Linked DNA regions of Homo sapiens: region 2 is linked to region 1. Evidence: chromatin contacts called from ENCODE Hi-C or POLR2A ChIA-PET data. All regions are on one chromosome and are shown on one strand. Each heading gives the region's core, a stretch centred on a gene start or an enhancer-like site at or near the end of the contact. The rest is flanking DNA. Distances are from core to core; before and after follow the strand shown.

Region 1 (2,700 bases), core at 104-2,603:
ATAATGCCTTTAAGATTATAGATAGGCCAGGCGCAGTGGCTCACGCCTATAATCCCAGCACTTTGGGAGGCCGAGGCAGGTGGATCACCTGAGATCAAGAGTTCAAGACCAGCCTGGCTAACATGGTGAAACCACATCTCTGCTAAAAATACAAAAAAATTAGCCAGGCATGGTGGCGGGCGCCTGTAATTCCAGCTACTTGGGAAGCTGAGGCAGGAGAATCACTTGAACCAGGGAGGCGGAGGTTGCAATAAGCTGAGATTGCGCTATTGCACTCCAGCCTGGGCAACAAGAGCAAAACTCCGTCTCAAAAAGCAAAACAAAACAAAAGATGATAGATAAACAGAGGAATTTGGGATTTGAAATGTCATCTTCTCTTAAGATGCATCTAGACAGTTGATAATTGCCCAAATAAGTTTAATATGGGATAGACTGCGAACTTTTTTTGCATGCAGATAGCATGAGTTATAGCTATTTCCTTATTTATATTCTAATAGAAAAAGAATTTTTCTTTGAGAAAAGAAAATGGCAACTTTACTATCTTTATCAGATGCGTTTCTGTCTTAAAAAAAGACCGAGGCTGTATGTGGGAAACAAAAATTATAACCAACATTAAGACAATATGTTGTTGAAAATACTGCTATCTAGAGGCCTTAGGAAATAGTATCTAGCAACCACTAGATGTCACTTGATGTTTGCTTTTTTGTAAAAGGTAGTTTTTTTGTTTTGTTTTTGTTTTTTCATAGTTTATCTGCAATTATAAGTCTACAATTCTCAATGGGTCCAAGCTGGCAGAAAACAAAATGCTGCAATATTTGAGTGAAAGCAGGCAAAAGTCATTAGATGAGAACAATGATTTTAACTTTAAATAAGATTTGGGTGGTTGCAGGGTTTGTATAATCTCTCCTGGCATTTGTAAGGACCAGAGAAGCCAGCAGCTTTGCCCTCCTGCTGTGTTTAAACAAAAATGGAAAATTGTAATGAACAGCTAGATTTTTCCTATCTTTCATTTTTTTCTTCCTCCTCCTTCCCCATTTTTAGGAGAATGTGACTTTTAAAATGATTGCCCTTTAATGAGGTTACTTGCAGCATTTTAAGATCAATCCTTCTTTGTTCAAATTTCTACCCACAAATCAAAACTGTTTTAATCTTCATTATCTCAGTAAAGCGCATGTGACAAAAGTAAATGGAGAAGACGTCTAGAAATGTTGTGAGGGTTCTCTGGGGTTATCCACTTCCTGTATTTGCTAAAACTCTAATAATCAGTTCCAGTAGAGACCATGTATCCTGGGGTTTTGTTTTGTGTAACAGCTATTTGTTTATTTTTTTTAACTGTCATTGTATTTTGGCTTCATGATGGTTAAATGAGTCTCCGTATTAAGTAAACCTCTCTGACCCTGCCTATTTCCTGTCTTGTCAAACCTTTCCTTGTAAGAATAACAGTGTTCTTTTATTTGGTAGTGTGCAGCATGATGTTTTTGGCATGGCCAACATTTTTGACTTGCAAAAATTTGTGACCTCAAGTGTGAGAGAAGTGAATGCTTTTTTCGGTACCTCATGGGGTCTCAATCTTAAAAAGTATCTTACGAAAGAATTATCAGCATGTTTATTTCCCAAACATCACAAATAAACAAATAGAAATAGCTTTTTTTAATAAGCTACTAAAAATATTAAACCAATGAATACTTGGTGAACATTTTGCTGCTACTAAACTTACATAATTTCTCAAACTGGCCTAGCTATATGAAGACACAGAGCTTTTATCATGTTCTGTCTAGTAATTCATATTTTTGAAAACATATTTTCAAACCAAAACACATTGTATGTGAGTGGAGTATGGCTATTCCAAGTCACAGAATGGAAGAAATATCTTTGTTGCCTCATCCTTATATACCTAGGTCTATTTAGTTCTGAAATGGATTCTATAAGATAAGAACCATCAAAATCAAAAGTCTCAATCAAATGCACCTCCTTTTTTTAAGGTAGCTAGCCATTTGCTAGCATTTTTCTCTTATCTTTTGGTTTATTTTTCAATAATGTGGACATTATGAGAATAAAATCATGGTAAACATCTCTTGCATTTAAAGATTGACAACTGCTAAATATTAATTTTGAAATATTGATAACTAATTAGAATCTGAAGAAAATAGATTGTGTTGATTTGAAGGTGTCATGAATAAATTCTTATAATCACATAGCAGTAGTTCTGAAAGTCTTGGCTAACAAAAATCTAAATATCTGCAGCAAATGGAATTTGATAAAAGTACCACCAACTAGTAGTTTTTTGTTTTTTATCATTGGCTAGAAATATAGTTCTAATAAAGAGCCTGTGATGTATAGGCAGTAACAAAGAAAAAGCTGAGGACTAAAAAGATACATTCATCATTCTAGTATGGAATATTTTTTCTCAAAATGTCTGAAACACAGAACTATAAGCTTAATTTAAGATTTTCAGCCTGAGCAACATGGTGAAAACCCATCTCTACCAAAAATTAGCTGGGCATGATGGTGCATGCCTGTAGCCTATAGTCCCAGCCATTCAGGAGGTTGAGGTGGGAGGATCAATTGAGCCTAGGAGTTCGAGGCTGCAGTGCACCGAGATCACACCATTGCACTCCAACTTGGGTGACAGAATGAGATCCTGTCTCAAAAAAAAATATTTTTTCTTAGACCTGTCATTCAAACTTCCTTTAATTATTC
Region 2 (2,700 bases), core at 166-2,665, 130 kb after region 1:
CTTTTCTCCACCACTCAGCTTGTATTTTATAGTTCACGGCATATGGGGCCGATTTAAGAGCTCTGGAAAAATAACTGTGATGCTAGTGATTTAAGGAATAGTTGCATATCAACAGAAACTACAGTTGCTGCTTACTATTTGAAAGACTGTCAAAGGAGTGGCCATGGACCCTATCGGACATGCTGAATTTTGGAGTGTGTGTCTGTACCTGAAGCTAAGTGCTCAGCTATATCTTGTTAACTTCATTTTTAATAATCGTTAATAAATTATTATTAGAAAAATAATGAGCTCAGTATTTACCAAGACAGATCCTTCCTGTGGCATCCAAAGTCATTCCACTGGGACACTGACACTTGAATGACCCCCTAGTGTTAACACACAGGCCATTTTTACACACTCCTGGGAACACTTCACATTCATCTATATCTAAAAAGAAAAAAAAAGTATAAAGTTAATATATCTTTATAATATCATTCTACCTTATTCTACTCATAGAGTCATAATTATTCCCCATTTTGAACCTGGTAAGTTCATAAAACTAGTTTGCCTACAAGTAGTTTGTGTAGAATTTCTAGGGTGCCTGAATAGCAACCAGAACGAGCCCACCTATTACTAAATATGTAAGAGTTTCTCCATTGGTTTCAGGGAATAACTTTTGAGTTGTAGAGACAGGCAGCTGGTGTGAGTTCTTGGAGACAGCTCTGGTAGCTGCGGACATTTCAGGTAAGGTTCCCAGCAATATAATTTGCTTTATGAGACCAGATGTCTGGAAATGAGTAGAGAAGCAAAAACCTGGTTTTTCAAACTAGCAAAGAAGAAACAGCTTGAAGTTCAGCATAGAAAAATATCCCACCAAGGAATATGTGGGCCAGTGAAGGGTCTCTTTTAAGAAGTTCTGATAAATCACCAGAAAATGTACAATCAATTCTAACTCAGCCATGGTCTCAGGCTGTTCTGTCCATGCTTTGGTCTCAGCTTGGGTTGAGGGGAATTAAAAGATACTCATGTTCATTCATTCATCATTCATCCAATCTCTCTCAAATGTACCAGTCCTTCCCAGTTTGCCTAATGGAGAGCAATATGTTCTCTGCACTTAATTTGGAAAAGTATTCACCACCAAGTTAATCAAAAGAAAGGCACTTACTTGCCAATGCCAAAAAAAAAAGAGGGGGGAACATTAGCTAAGAAACTCATACACACTGTGTCTCTATTTAGAAGAAATAACTTTCCACAACAGGAATGTTGAAAAAATATTCTGAATCTTTCCTTGTAAGAGAGATCAATGGGGAGAGGGTGGAATCTACCTTTTTGGGTTTTTTGTTTTGTTTTGGCCACTTGTACAACAAAATATGCTGCTGAGGTCAGATAAGTTATTAACAGCGGGTCTGGACCAGAGAAAGGCCAAAGGATTCAGTCATCATTTGGAAAGCAAGACCTTGGGTGGGGGTTGTAGTGTGCCTCTTTGTTTTAACAGGGAAAAAACTTCATTTCATCCCACATATGGGACTAATTGCTGTTTTTAAAATTTTTCAGCTGCTGTGTCATGTCAGGTTGTGTTAGTCACCATGACCTATGTCTATCTGAAACTCCAGGAGAAAGAATCACAGCAAACTGAAGAAACTCCATGCAGACTTTCAACAAAGAGAAAACAGAATGTGTCCTTCTAAATCACCCATGACTGTGAAACAAACAAATAAAAAATGCCAGGACAAACCAAAGAAAGGCAAATTTTACAGACTCATCAAAAACTTCCTGTTTTTCTCTTCCTGATAGCATTTTGAAAGTGCAGTCTCTCTAAACTGCGATCAACCTAAAACATTTTCAGCCACCCACCCTGTCCTTTGGACATAGCGTTCTGACACTAGCAACAGTATATATATGCTTGTGAAATTAACAGCTGTTCCGTTTTGTAGTTCTCATTATTTTTTTTCTCTGCTGCATATTTCTCCCTGTGAAGTTATATGACAGCTTTATCCAGTCCGAGTTAACACAAACATTCATTATGCACACAAAAATGTATGGTTTATAAGTAATCAGAAATACCTTCACATTGTGTTCCTTTAATTCTTGAGTACCCTTTACCACATATGGGATCTGTAATAAAAAGCGAAAAACAAAACAGAAAACAAATTTGAGATAACAATATCCAGACTTTGCAGTTCTGACATAGTGTAAGAAACATGAAAGATGACCTGGAACATGAAGTAGATTGTGTTGCTATAAGTATGAGATAACAAAATGTTTCTGCGATTGCATAGGTGAGGAAGAACAGTAATGAAATGTCTCCTCAAATAAAGCTCAATTCCACTAAGATACTCCAAAAGACACAGACGTGCCCTATAGATCATGTTAAAGTGATAGCTAAGAGGGAAACTGAAGGTAGCTTTCTCTCTTGCTGTTCACCTGAAAATAGGAATCACACTATAGAATTACTTTAACCTGAATATAGAAAACTCAAGTCTATAATTTGGAGATCTCATGGCCTCCAGCATTCACATAAATTTACACATTTATATATTTAAACATTAAATCAGCAAAACCATGAGCAAGGTTCTCAAACCTCAAGTTCCCAACAGATTTAGAAGTTCACCAGAAACCCTTATGAAGTTTAGTCATGAATACCGGTTTCTTTACATCAATTAGCTTTTTGAAAGATAATCTGTACCTATAAAAAGCTCAGAACCCCTAACCACAAGGTTC

What was found. Hi-C counts contacts between places; a loop is a spot of excess contacts on that map. ChIA-PET counts read pairs that join two places held with the same protein, here RNA polymerase II (POLR2A). Pooled maps may share reads with other maps.
Region 2: a loop to region 1 is called in a map of chondrocyte, with 3 times the contacts of the local background. The contact joins two enhancer-like sites. A Hi-C loop is called at or near these places in 6 of 168 maps with a recorded cell type or tissue (HepG2, IMR-90, MCF 10A and 3 more), 8 of 37 single-sample maps with no recorded cell type and 11 of 50 pooled maps. POLR2A ChIA-PET finds 5 or more read pairs at or near these places in 1 of 52 experiments (activated T-cell).

The regions. Positions count from the first base shown.
Region 1 is chr15:48,357,643-48,360,342 of GRCh38, forward strand. No RefSeq gene overlaps it. Among named protein-coding and RNA genes, the nearest start is that of DUT-AS1, 27 kb to the left of the region's middle. Within about 2 kb of position 1,354, at least 3 of the 41 ENCODE cell types and tissues checked have a DNase peak (open chromatin) inside an H3K27ac peak, as active enhancers do; they include endothelial cell of umbilical vein, where a contact is called at or near this core.
Region 2 is chr15:48,492,161-48,494,860 of GRCh38, forward strand. It overlaps FBN1 (fibrillin 1), which reads right to left. Exons shown (of 66, transcript NM_000138.5): 23 at 2,044-2,094; 24 at 301-426. Among named protein-coding and RNA genes, the nearest start is that of FBN1, 150 kb to the right of the region's middle. Within about 2 kb of position 1,416, at least 3 of the 41 ENCODE cell types and tissues checked have a DNase peak (open chromatin) inside an H3K27ac peak, as active enhancers do; they include endothelial cell of umbilical vein, where a contact is called at or near this core.